Linked DNA regions of Homo sapiens: region 1 is linked to region 2. The links are chromatin loops, found by intact Hi-C in ENCODE. Cell type or tissue: heart right ventricle. All regions are shown on one strand. Each heading gives the region's core, and the rest is flanking DNA. Links, peaks and the distances in the headings are about the cores only.

Region 1 (7,211 bases), core at 953-5,952, 50 kb after region 2:
TCCGTGTTAACTGTTCTACTTCTGAAGCTGGCTTCAAGTAACAACTAGAAAGCTGGCAATTTTTAAAAATACTCTTGAAAGAAGAAAATATCATCAGAGCTAAATGGGAGCAGCAAAAAAACAAATAAAATTATTTACTAATTTTGAAAACAGAGAAACCACCTGAAAAGCAAGTGAGGGTATTCAAGTGCCAAAAAATCAGATGATAAATATTTTAGCTCTGTAGTTCAATTGTTTTGCCGATTCCTACAAAACACTTTCTGAATTCGAGTAAAAGGCCCATATCCCGATTGGGAGTCGACAGAACGTTGCCACTGGCATTACTGTCAGTGTTTGCTAAAGGTTCATGTTTGCATGCATTTGCACATCAGCCCGGGCAGCTTCCTGGGAAGACTGCCTTCAGAGCTAGTCCTCCCATCATCATAAACTGGTTTTATATGCACATTTTAAAGAATTCAGGACTCACCAGAAGCTCTGAGAAATGAAGAGGAACGATCCATTAATATATTTTATTCTACTCAGAAGGCAGCATATCGCAATTCCATATTTTAACAGGAACATGATTTGAAGGAAGGGATTGTATCTAATCTTTACTGTGCACCCCCAATGCAGTACAGGCCTGTTTGCCCTCCAGCTGCTGAATCAATACCTACTGATTTAAATATTTTATTTGGACTGCAAGTTCATCTGTCAATACCAACAGGTTTCAAAGTCAGGAACCATTAATATAATTTTTAGTCAGTTGTCTAACAAAAAACAAATCAGAAAAATCTCTCAGCTACATACAGAGGTATAGCTGTGCCTTTTTAATAATCAAAGGAAAACATATACAGAATTGACAAGGAGTTCTTCCCACCTAAATACCTTTCAGTACTAATGCAATCGAACTTCTGTTTTAATACATTTGTTATAAAGGAAATTTTCACCCTAACAATTAACCAAATAGACTACATCCATCGTGAAACATTTCATATGTAATATTCTTCTTTCATTTCTCCCCAGGAAAGAGGGTTGACCCATAAGGAAGAATGGAGAGAGAAAAAAAAAGGGAGGCACAAAGAGAAAAAAGGAAGAAAAGAGAAGGGAATTGAAAATGACAAGGGTGAGCAAAACAGTTTACAAGTGAACATCTGGTATTGACAGGAGGAACTGAACACAGTCTGTACAGTCATGCTGAAGTCTAGAAGGAGGATGGCAATTTGAAAAGAGGGAGGGAAGAAGTGGCAGCGGGAGGCAGGAGGAGGGAAAGAACAGAAGAGGTCAGGGGTGGGGGACTAACTAACAAAAGTACTGTTCCTGGACGCTTACGTATTTAGTCATTATTTGCTCTATTCTCCCAAAGGCAAAAATGTCACCAGCTTAGTTTAAAATTTCCCTAAATAAGGTCAGACTAGGTTACTAACAGATTTTATCATCAAATCAGATTCCAGCCTACGCATCCAATTCAGGAGTCTCATTCAGAGCAGTGACAGTCCAATATGGTTTGGTTATAATCCCTGAGGCGGGGGCTGGGCCAAGGATGTGGAATAACTCAGCTTTCAAGTCCTGATAACTGTGGTACAAACACAAGTGATTATTTCAATTTTCTCTGCAGATTATTTTTTCAGGGCAACCCAATAAACCCAATAATGCCCAGATTTACTAGAAAAATTTTTATTCATTTCCCCATGCACCAGAAAGTAAGCTAATAACATCCCGCTGAGAGTGCTGTCAGGCTAAATCCCTGCACTGCTGAATGCACTGCCGGGATAAATCTCCCTTCACTTTCCATTCCACTATCCACTTTAGGGCAAGGCCCTGGGGACTGCTCCAGATTACCCCTCTGCACGCAGTGTCACAGGCACAAGCCCGAGTGGTCCAATCAGTGCCAAGAAAAGAACAAACTAAAAAAGATTAATTCACAGATGTTCATGCATTTCACATACACTGTGCCCCGTGGCCCGTTGCTAGGGCAACGGGAGACCACCAGTGCGCGCTTTATTGGCTTTATGAAGTGCGTCTCGGGGACTATAGTCCGAGAAACGCTGCATAATAATAGTGTGGCTTTTCTGAAGCCTTGTTTTGTGTTTATCCACATTTAACCTTCTGAGTATTATAAAGAGCACCCTTATGCATAGCTTTCAAGCACTCCTCCCTTCCCCCCAAAACTGCCACAACTTTCTATCTAGAAACATTAAATTGCATCTCTTAGGGGTCCATTTTGGGAAGACCCATGTTTATATTGCTCAACCAGTTCCGTGACCAAAAAAAAAAAATCTACAACCATTTAAAGATCACTACTATATTAGTGCAGCTAACCACATCAACCACCCAAACCCGAATACACACATGCCTTGTTTTCTATGAAACCAGGGGAACCTTGCTTTTGAGTATCAGGAGTCAGTTTTAGCCAGAAGGAATGTCAGAACCAGCAAGCCTCATCAGAGTCTGTCAGAGACGCAGCATCATCCAATAGAACTCTCTGCAGCAGTGGGAAGGTTCTGTATCTCTGCCGTTTTGGCAGTTTCTACAGCCACGTGTGGCTACTAAGGACTCGATATGTGGCTAATATAACTGGGAAAATGGGTTTGAAAATTCTATTTCATTTTAACTTTAAATAGCTTCATGTGACTAGTGGCTACACCATATTGGACAGGGCAGCCTCAGAGGCTTACCAGACAACTATCTATGTTTTTAAAAGTTCCTAAAAAGCTGTCTCTTCAAGCTTTTAGTTTCTGCTTAATTCATAAAAATATAACTTCAAGTAAATGTACACAGAATGGTCTTCATGATTGCCGTTGCCGCTAGCTGTGCGAGTCCCAATCAGCCAGAGTCTTTGTGAAAAAGGCTGAGGGAACAAGACTAACTTTCCCCTCCTTCTCCACCCCCACCCCCACCCCCACCCCCACCCAGGTTGGGAGGTTAAAATCACAAATGTCACGACTCTCAGAGCAGTAGCACAGATCAAGTGTTAATCTAAAGGGAAGGGGTGGGTGAGGGGGAGAACACAGGCTTGTGGGGGCGAGGGAGGATCTGGAATGAAGAGGAGAAAAATAAAGCCAGTGAATAGATCAATAGAAGCAACAGCTTACATTCAGATTCACAGGAGAAAGAACACACGGAGACAATCATTTCCTGGGAAAAGCTCAAGCCTAATGAGAATTTACTCTGCTCCTTTATGCGACAACCAGCCCTTTTGTGGCACGGGTTTCCTGACTGACAGGAACCCGGGGCCCCTTAATAGGATTTCCATATTATTTCCAACACCTGCCCAGAAGTTATTTGTTTACATCGAAGGAGGCAAGATTCTCAAATCAGACATCTGCTTCTAGTTCAGGCATATCTTAGGAAACCATCTAGAAAGCAGCTTTGTTACCATGGTGACATTTTTATTTTCCTCCTTTAGTTGGCTCAAAACATTAGCATTTCCAATTTTATTTTGTTGTTCAAAAGGCCAAATGTCGCTCACAAAAACAGAAGTTTAAAAAAAGATAAGTGAATAGAATTCTCAAAATTCTCTAGAATAATTAAAATGACCATAAGGAGCAATAAATAACAAGGAGATCTTATTATATAAGCCTACTGGCTTCTCTCACTGGGTGGCATCACTAACTTATTTACCTCCCCTCTCCCAGCCCTCTTCTATTCTCAAATTTGAAGTCAGCAACTTGAAAAGTAGCAATTTAAAAAAGAAGATTCAAGAATCCTTCAGGATATGATACAATTAAATAATGAGTCCATTTCCATGAAAAAGAATTCCTCATGCTCACCCTTATCACCATATCTTAGAAAGTTCACTTACAACAAGAATACTTAAGACATTTTAACTTCCACCTCACTGCCTGCATTTCTGTAAAAGGGGAGGGAAAGTGTAAGCTTTTCACGAACATTTAGTGGATGCAGAGGGGATGGAATATTAAACAGTGTGAAGGAAGAAAGGTGGACCGCACGTGAGCGGATTACATGTATGTGTGTGTTGTTCTCCAGTTTCTAGTGAAGGAAAACTAGAGGCAAAACTGAACCCAGGGGTTGGGAGGAGGAGGGTACTTAACCACCAATTCCAACTATCACAAATGAGCGGGAATTTCTTATGTTACATTACAATACTAGAACTCTCAGCTTACACTGTTTTTAAGCAGTAAAATTTATTACATACAAAAATAATTGGATTGGTTCTAAATAATGAATAATCTGATAAAGTTAAAGCAATGTGACTTATTTTATTCAATATTTAGATTCAAAGAAAAACAACTAAGTATTCAATGCTAACATTTCAAGTTTTGATTTGCCAAGTCTAAGCAGCATTACTGAGTTTTGAAATAACTGTATTATCTTCATTTAACAGCAACCTTATTTAAAAGCATCAAAAACTCTTTCAGAAAGTACTACTCAGCTCCTCAGCAAACTTCCTTTCTATTACTCTCTCATGAAGCCTGAATTCTCTTCAACCCTTTCACAAGGCAGTTGCCATGGCAGTAATCAGATATGACTCTCTAAGTCCAAAATTACAGCCCTTATTAAAGTGGTGGGTCCTACGCGTAGAAAGTCTTTTAACCCAGAAGATAGCTGAGCTACTTCAAATCACCACAGAACAAAATACATAAGTTGGACAGAGGAAAGTGTTGCAGAAATAATTCAAGAAAGAAGAACAAGAGTATTAAACTACCCCATGAGTGATTTTATAATTTTTCCAGAGTGGGGTTAGTGTTACTGTAAGAATACAAAAAAAAGATGGTGAACGATTCTTTGGAATAATTCCATTGGAAGAATTATCTACATTTTGAGAAACAAATGTTTTTGAAATTCAAGCGTCAACTATTAAAACTTAAATCTTAGGCCCCTCTAAATTTTTAAAAATGTTAACTATAAACGTTATAATATTTTTGCAAGAGATGAAATGCATCCTAATTAAGAAAATTAGAAATTAACTAAACATCAGTATGAAAATGTCTAATAACTAAGAGGGATGGTTTATGGAGGGAAAGGAATAAACCATTTTGCCAAATCAGCTGGAGAAAGCCAACCTGCCAACCAGGCCGCCCCTGTTAATTAGTATTTGTTCTGCTTCAGCGATCGGCGGAGGAGGGTGCTGCAAAACAAGCGTGTCTCCCCGAGTCACTCACATCATTAATCCATTTATGCTCACCACCTGAGGACCAGCTATGCCCTAAAGATATTTATTCATCTGTTTGACAAACAAACAATTACCACACATTTTTCTAGAATTAGGACACCTGTTACGTTTCACACAGTTTACATGCCTAGAGGCAGGTATCAATTAATACTGAACAAATTACTGCATCATAGATTCATAGAACAAAACTTCTTAACTGTTCCTTGATAACTGTAAATAGTAAAATACATGGTAGAAATAAATACCTAAAAGTCTTGTAAACAAATAATTAAAAAGCAATAGCAATGCTAAAACACTTAATTTCAAATTACCATCTTATTTTGTTATTTTGGGAAATTGAAAGAGTTATAACGTTAAATGCTTGAAAGGCATACTTTATCACCCTACCACCGAACCCCTCAAATGATTTCCTCACTTCTAACCACTGTGTTTACTTGGCTAATGGTATGGCCAACTTTATTGCTGAAACATAACCTATGGTATAAGATTTTTATTTCAAAATTTGTTTCTAGGACAGGACTAAATAACACATAAGAAAATAGCTACATTCCAAATACTTGGAAGAATGCCTTGAGTTACAGCCTTGAGATCCATGGAGGTTAAGTGACTTGTCTATTGATATTCAGCTTACCCAGTGGTAGAGAGGATTGTTGCAGAACCTGGCATAGCCTTCCTACAGAATGGCTCATATTCTAAATGTTTCAGTGTGCTTCCTTGTGGTGTCAAGAATACTTCATGGTGAATTACACCAGGAAAAGCCTTTTCCTTATGATGGGAGAATGGGACAGAATGAAATCTAGGTTTGTCTGTATACATTGGTGATGAACAATGAAATGGATTTTACCAATAATCAAGGGAGTAAGATATCTAGAAATGTATGCTGACCGTAAAAAGGTAGAGTTCTATTTCTATTCTTTAACCTTGAAACACAGGCTATGATGTATTTGAAATACAAATCCACTGTCCAAATAAGTATTGCTCAAGATAGGCTTTTAAAAACATATTTTAAAATATGATTTTAAAAATATATTAAGTACTTCTATTTCCTTATTAGGTGGTATCCCTGATTCCCCATGCCCTAACTAAGTAAAGTTCTCTTCCCCTAAATTTTTAGCTTCTTGAGGGGAAGAGTCTTAATCTGCTTTGTGGAATTGTATAAGAGGACAAATCGAAGATTAGTTTGAGAAGGAAATTATGAGTTAGGGAGTGGCAAAAAACAAAAATTTTTTTAATAAGAAAGATTTATAGAGACCTAACAGAGATCACAACAAAATAAAATGAATCCTATTCGAATCTCATTTCAAGTAAACCAATTATTTGAAATAATCAAAGAAGTTTGATTATAAGCTGGGTATTAGAAGATATCAAAGAATTATTTTACTAAGTGATTAAAGGCATTATGGTTATCTAAAAAAAAAAGGGCCCACTATTTAGATAATGTGTTCATTTTGCATATTGAAGTACACAGGAGCAAAATGAGCATACAAATACTTCGGCAAAGAAAAAGTATAGATAGAAATATGGCTACATATTGATAGCTCTTGTACCTAGTTGCTGGGTGTATGAGGCGTTCTTTGTACTTTGTAGTATGTTTCAGATTTTTAATAACTGAGAATGAAACTGGGTTACCCAAAGAGCTTTCCTTTGAGGGCGGCGCTGGCTGTGTGACCTTTGACAGGTCTTCACACTTCTAAACCTTTCCTCATGTATGAAATAAGGGTAAGCATAACACCTACCTTCACCAGCAAAATCTAACCTATGAGCTATACATGCAGTGGGGGCTGCTCAGAGGAGATCAGTAGGACTGAGTGGACACTGTGGACCCACCTTATTTTTCCCTAGGTTACAGTGGATATGCTGAAGTGTTACAGCCCTTAATTAGACAACTTCTCTTCTCAGATTGCTGATTACTGAGGGGAAAACAGAAGATACCAAAAGTCCATGACTGTTTTGTTTGCTTAAACACTCTTTAGTGTTCTGTGGATTTCAATGATTTCCCCTTTTTAATCTACCTTTCTATTATTTTATGCCTTTGCCTTTTTACAATATGTACTTCTAAAGTCTGGAGTAATACAAATTTATCCCAGCAAGTTATCTC
Region 2 (7,211 bases), core at 919-5,918:
AGGCAGAGGGAACAACAAATGCAAAGGCCTTGAGACCAGAACGAAGCAAGGAGGCCAGAGTGCATTCGGTGGAGAGCATATAGGATATAAGAGTGAAGGGACAGGCAAGGCCAAACTAAAAAGGGCCATATAGGCTGTGATGAGTACAGATATGATTCTGGAGACTTGTGCAAAAAAAGTGACATGATTCAGTTAACGTCTTCAAATGATCTTCTGATTGCTGGGTGAAGAATGGAGTGTAGGTGGCAAAACGAAAGACAACTAGTCTGGGGACTACACAGTAATCTAGAGGAGAAGCAGTGGCTAGAGCCTGGGAGATAGTGGTAAGTTGGAAATAGAACGTGGAGCACTCTGGCTGACTGGAGCCACAGTAGGTTGTACTGGATGGGACGCTTAGAATCTGGAGGTGACACAGGGGTGATGATAAGCTCTTCTTTGTGAACCTGTAAATACAGGTAACTGAAGGTGAGGAGGGCAGATGTTCACTAGAGATGAGGGGGTCCAAGACCATGATGAAGATACTGGGGGGTTGTCTTTGTAGATACCAGAGTCAACCAGGATTATGGCAGCCTCTGGGTAGTGGAAGACTCTCAGCCATGTATCAAGTCTTTAATACACTGGGGAAATACTCCCAACAAGGTGGAAGAGGGGGTAGTCCAATGGCACGAGCCTGAAAGGAGCAAGGTTTTCACCAACAGGTAGAAAAGTTCTGTTCATGGAGAGGCTGGAGAAGGGGTGGCAACCACAGCTGTTATTAACCCCACCGCTGGTGCTGAGGTCAGTGAATGAAATGGAAAGGTCACCCTGTATAGGGCTGCAAGTGAAGGGATGATCTCAGGAGACGGCCAGATTTCAGTTCAGACAAGGAGAAGGTGGCAGTAACGCTTGTGAAAGGCTGAGGTTCTGAGGGATGATGGCCGAGAAAAAGGCTAATTGATTTAGCAATTAGGAGGTCATGAAGACTAAATCTTAAAGGAAGAGAAAGAAAGATTATTCCAAGTTTAGATGGTGTTATACATTCTTAATGATAATTTATTAGAAAAGCCATCTCATTCTCTAGTCTAGAATCACTAAATGGTTATTAAAGAGCACTGAGATTTCAAATAGTTAAGAAACCAGGCACACAATTTCCTTCAAGGCCTTCAACAGGACAGCCTTCACCTCAACAACAACCACTCTGTGAGCACCTACTATGTTCCTGGCAAGAGTCCTTTCAAAGAGTCCAAATGAATTCCAAGAGCCTGCTTTCATTAATGACATTAATGTGGCCCTCTGTTTGCTATTAGTATACATAGAAGGCACTCAGAACTGGAAATAATAAAGCTCTAGTACATACTTATTATCAGATTTCGATAAACTCTTTGACTGTAACTAGCAAATACTCCTGGAAGGTATGAGGGAAGTCAACATTGCTAGGAATCAGAGAAACCGAGGCGCAAAGGGCTACTCTGTTTCTAACTAATTTAATGCACAATGTGTTAAGTACCTCCCATCCATATACTCTGACGCAAACGTCATGCTAAGGATACAAAACTAGGTAATGCACCTGGTCTTGCCCACAAGTGACTAACAATCTAGTTAGCATGATGAGAGAAAAGTACAGAAATGACAATATCAGGTCACATTCTAATGGAAAGTATTCTGAAGTGTTTTGAAAAGGAAAGAAAGTTTATGTTGGATGAGAGACAGACATGGTAATAGAGATGGGTTTTTAAAGAATGAAAAGATACCATCGAGTAAAGAGAAAGATGGAAAAAATATTCCAGATAGCAAGAATAGCAGAGAGCAAAAGTTCCAAAAGGATGAGGTAAAATGAGCTGGGAAATCCTTGAATTGGTTTTAATCCAGGAATTCATTCAATAATAACTACACAGTAGGTGGATGGAGGAACTGGCCAAGCATAGTCTGAAAAAACATACCAGATCTATATCTCTATATAATTAAAATCAATGTAATGCTATAAAAGGGAAGGACCAGAATGCCAGCCTGAGACCTTCCCAGAATTGACTGAAGAGATTTTTGAGGGATAAAGGGAGTGTGCCATTACTGGGCAAAGCTATTCATAAAATAAACTTGGTAGCAAGGAGTAGGATGGACAGGAGGAATTAAAAACAATTATTCCTGTTGGGCGCGGTAGCTCAGGCCTGTAATCCCAGCACTTTGGGAGGCCGAGGGGAATGGATCACTTGAGGTCAGGAGTTCGGAGACCAGTCAGTGAAACCTCATGTCTACTAAAAATACATAAAAATTAGCCAGGTGTGGTGGCGCATGTGCCTGTAATCCCAGCTACTTGGGAGGCCGAGGCATGTGAATCATTTGAACCCAGGAGGCAGAGGTTGCAGTGAGCTGAGATTGAGCCACTACACTCCAGCGTGGGTGACAGACCGAGACTCTCTCTCAAACAACAACAACAACAACAACAACAACAAACAACAACAATTATTCCAACAATTTAAGTAAGAGGTACTGGGGGTCCTGAACCAGGCAAGGGCAAGGATGACAAGTTAGAAGGTACAATGGATATAAAATCCTGTAGGACTAAATTGACGAGATCTGAGGAGGAGCTAGAGTAACTGAGTTTCTGAGCTCAGGAAAAAAGAAACATGGTACTTGTAGTTAACAAAAAAAGGGCAAACTGGGAAGAGGACCTAATTTACAAAAGTACTTTCTGAATATAATGAATTTGTGGTGCAAGTAACATACACCCAAGATCCCTAGCTAAGATGCCCAACAAATAACTAGAAATACAGGGCTGGAGGGAGAGGGTGCAGGGAGTCAGAGAAATAGAGTGACCTGACCTCCTCTCAACACGAACACACACACCACAGGTTAAGCTGCTACGAGCAGAGTGGCTCTCCAACAAACATGGCGATGAGAATAAGAGACAGTTGAAGAAAATGCTAGGCTTGGACTCTCTGACATAACTACACTTTAAACAATCCAGACACATGCAATTTGCTTTTTTAAAAACATGTGTGTCAAACTTGTTATATATGGATTATCATCTTGACAAAGACCCAGCATATTTAAAGAAGGTCACTGGCTTTCCCACCTTCCCCTCATTCTCCTCTCTGAGGCCCAGTTCTGTTATGCTGTGCTCATCTCTCACGCGCACAGTACCTTCTCCACATTTCCAATGTGTCACAAGATGGGCTTCGACCTTGAGGTCACAATGAGAGGTCTGGTTATTGTATTTTACATTGAAATACGATAGAAAATTCTGTTCTAAGTAGCATACAGACCAGTGAGTTAGCCAACAAATACTCGTTGAAGGTTTTTACTATGTATCAGGCATTATTCTCATTTGAAAATCTTGCTTTATAAAAATAAATCAATGCAAAAGAGTCAGATTTCTGAATTGTGAGCAGCCTATAATCCACTAACGTGAGATCTTTTATTTTTGCTGTGTTCACATGTCACATCTCATACAATTAGTACCGTGATGTTAATCAAATAGTTATACACTAGCCATAGAAGTCTCATTTGAGTAGCAGGTGAAGGAGAAGGGCCATTTTTGGCTTATGTTGAAATTAAACTATGCTGTTATTCCAACTACATATGAAGTAGAACCTCTGCTAATTCACCTGAGCAGACAAGAGGATTCAATGTGAATTATACAATAAACACCATTTTATTAATTTGGAACATGCATTTAATTATAATTTCTGATCATATCTAGCAATTCATTGTGTGAAATAATTAGAACAGAGACACATAACTTTTATAAGTCTTTCTGGAGAAAGGTAGTTACATTGTGGGTATGTATGGTGGAGGAAGACTTTAGGTGATTTTTTATTTTATTTTCTAGCACACTTAAAAAAGTTTTGTCTTGAAAAATATGCACAAGACAACATTGCACAATTCAGTATCTTATGATCTGGAGAGCCACATAACTGTTATATTCATTTCTGCTGTAAAAATCTATAATAAAAGTATATTATCTCTGTATGCATATAAGTGAATGTAACTTTATACGTCTTCATGCTCTGTTACATAAAGACACACCAATGACCCATCTTCTTGGGTCACTTCTGCCCCTAAAACACAATGTACCTCCTACTACATAAGTAGCTGAAAAATGAATAATATGCTGGGACAAAGCTGAAAGGGAAATAATGCTGGGGTTGACTAAACAGCCACCATGTAACAAATGTGGCACTGAATGAACACACAACATATTATCTTACTTCCTATCTTCACATCCTTCTTGTTGAGGAGGGGCCATCCCTGATTCATGAATGAGCTGATTGAAGCTCACAAAGAAATTGTGCATAAAGCCACTCTTCTCAGTGGTTCAACTGGCAGAGTCTAAATTCAAACTTGGATCTGTCACACTCCCAAAACCATACTCTGTTGACTGCACCACATGCTTTTTAGTAGTGTCATTTTCCTGGTAAAGTGTCATTTGCCAACTGCAGTAGATGTGACTCTGTCACTCTCATAAACAAAAATTCTCAACAATCCTCCAATCCATTAACCCACCCTAAAGGATCTTAAACATTTAAACATTTTATAACATCGAAAGTTAAAACTGATGAAGGGAAGTCAGCCCAAGACTCAGAAGCACCATCTGAGTCAGAGCAGCTGTGATTCCACAGTGGTTTAACTGGTCCAAATCCCTTAGCCAAGGTGTTTCCTTAAAGACACTTACACCCCTTGCCCCTCGAAGCAGCAGCTGAGGCAAGAAGCATCATCTCATTTGCTCTAGTGGTTATGCTGTAGCTCTGGGTACAACTGTTGGTTACCTAAGAAGTAACCAAAAAAAAGGGATAGTACTTCTTCCCTAAAGGAACCCTTCCACTTTCCCCACAAGTTCATATGGAACTTGTAGGTATCTGAGTCATTATTTGATTAATTGTATAACCTTGTTATTTAGCATTGCTTGAAATAGACCCAACTTTCACCTTCAAATACATCAAAGTTTCTTGGTCAATAAGACTTGTTAGTCAACAACTATTTGCAAAACACACACAGGTACACAGAATTTTATGGTAATTGATATTTATACCTTCAACTCTTGAGGAACTCTAATTTGTCTTTTCTCCCCTATTAATCAGCCAAATATTTACCAAGCAACTTGGCTGTGGAGCCAGCACTGTGCTTGATACAACAAAGGAAGGTTAGGATAGAGTCTGTAGAGAAGTATTAATATGCTACAAAAGGAAGAACTGAGATTTGGATTCCTCAGATGGAAAGTAAAGAAAGGGTCTAGGTTAGGCAACACTGAAGGGATGTGGGGAGAAGAGGGCACGCAATTAACACCAGGGTGAAAACTAAGTGCCCGAGTGTGTGGGAGTGAATAAACAAGCAATGGGAGGTCCGAGAAGAAAGAAATCAGCACATATCCATTCCCTGAATAAATCCATACCGTGAGCACCACTATGAACCAGGTACCATTCTAGGCAGTGAGACTGCTTCTATAACTGAATAGCAGAAAGTTCTGTTCTGTTTTCATGGAACTTATAGTCAAGAGGGAGAGGCAGATAATGGCTATAAAAAAGCATTAAAAAGGTAGTAGAAGAGGAAAGAATAGGGAGGAAGGGAAAGAGGGATAATAGGGTTGTCAGGGCAGAACGCTCTGACATAATGACATCTTAGATAACTAAATGAGACACTAAGCCACAGAAAGTTTTGCAGGAAGAAGGACAGTAAGGACAAAATACCTCAAGGCAGGCAAGCTACCAGGGAAGCCTCTGGGAGAAGGCGCCTTGAGCTGCTACTGAGGGTCAGGTCTGGATAGCCCTGGAGACTGGGGAGGCAGCACATACACGGCATGTGTAGTGACAGAGGGGATGCCCACAGAAAGAGTGATGAGAAAAATGCACACACACAGGTGACTAACAAGGCAAGGAGGATCTGCGGGGGAGGCTTCCCAAAGGAGAAGCGAGAGAAAGCAGCCAGCTGGGATTTTAAAGAAACAGCCAGTGCTACTTTATAGTAAAATCTTTGTTTCTGGGAAGATGAAGCCAATTAGCAGAGACAACTGTGATTAGGTAGTAATAAAAAGGTGCATTAGATTAAAATAAAGTATTTGGAATGAGATCCGTTCAGAGAAGGCTAGAACAACTGGTGTGTTGTGTTTTGTCTTTCCTAACTCAAGGAATCTGTGAATACAGAGGCTCCAGATGCCCAGAGCACGGTATAAGAAGCCAACTAAGCAAGTCACCTTTTCTGAAAACAGAACTAAGCATAAGAGTGCCCTTATTTCCTTTCAGCCTTTGAGGTTTGGCATGTCTTTTCCCAACATATTCAAATTTTGAACATTCAGGTTTGCACATAATAATCAGACTTTTGGAACAAAGAATTGCCTTGAAATCTGCAACAGATGTAGAGAAGACCTGACTACTGGAGATGCCTCTGCAATTTGCATTTACATATTAAAGCTCAAAATTTTACAATGCAAAACCCCACTTCATTACTTCTCTTCTTGTGCTAAGAGAAAATGAAAAATACCTTGCAAGGTAAAAAAATACAAGTCATGGGAACTCCCCCAACACTGTCTAGTGGTATTCTAAGTCTACGGGGCCAGCAAGGGACCTGAGTTTGACACACAATGAGCACAGAGGCAAAAAGGTACTCACGGTTTTCCTCCTGGAATGCCTGTCAGGTTTGGAGGTATTGCTGGCACACGCATGTGATGGTGTGGATCAAATCCCACCTAGAATTTTTCCCAAGCAAACAACAGAAATAAGCACAGTTACATTTGACTTGTTTTATCCTTCTCAAAATCTATTCTAAAACCTGGGAGAATAGATCCTTTAAAAATAAGGTTTTAGAGATATATACAGAAGTATTTATTGGTGAAATGATAACCAATGTTTAGGATTTAATGGTAACATACTTGGGGGTGGAACACAGATTAAAAAATTATACTAATGATTATTGAAGCTCATGGTAGAACCAAAGAGTCATTACATTCATTATACTATGTGATCTAATTCTGTAGGTTTGAAGTTTCCAAAATTAGTATCATTTTGGAAAATTTAAAATTAGTATTCTTTTAAAAAGACATATAAAATAAAAAAGAAACTTCTTCACCTTACAAAAGAAAATGGACCTCAAGATTATAATCACATGTAGCTTAACTTATAAATACCCACAGATCTCTAAATACCTTAGATTATATAAATTACATTAAAAAATAGATAGGCCAGGCATGGTGACTCATGCTTGTAATCCTAGCAATTTGGGAGGCTGTGGCAGGCAGATCA

The links. Hi-C counts contacts between places; a loop is a spot of excess contacts. Peaks named below come from ENCODE experiments on the same cell type or tissue, not always from the same donor. Only the 100,000 strongest peaks of a DNase experiment are listed, where the experiment ranks them.
Region 1: a loop joins it to region 2, with 6 times the contacts of the local background. A loop is called at or near these places in 1 of 110 quality-filtered maps.

What each region holds. Positions count from the first base shown.
Region 1 is chr9:79,658,725-79,665,935 of GRCh38, reverse strand. The region is part of intron 8 of TLE4 (TLE family member 4, transcriptional corepressor); the gene reads right to left. Among named protein-coding and RNA genes, the nearest start is that of TLE4, 90 kb to the right of the region's middle. RefSeq lists an enhancer at 2,317-4,731. In heart right ventricle, for the core only: no CTCF peak of the experiment used is centred there; no DNase peak of the experiment used is centred there; H3K4me3 peaks cover 480 bases; H3K27ac peaks cover 1,458 bases.
Region 2 is chr9:79,709,070-79,716,280 of GRCh38, reverse strand. It overlaps TLE4 (TLE family member 4, transcriptional corepressor), which reads right to left. Exons shown (of 20, transcript NM_007005.6): 14 at 6,582-6,658. Among named protein-coding and RNA genes, the nearest start is that of LINC01507, 110 kb to the left of the region's middle. In heart right ventricle, for the core only: no CTCF peak of the experiment used is centred there; no DNase peak of the experiment used is centred there.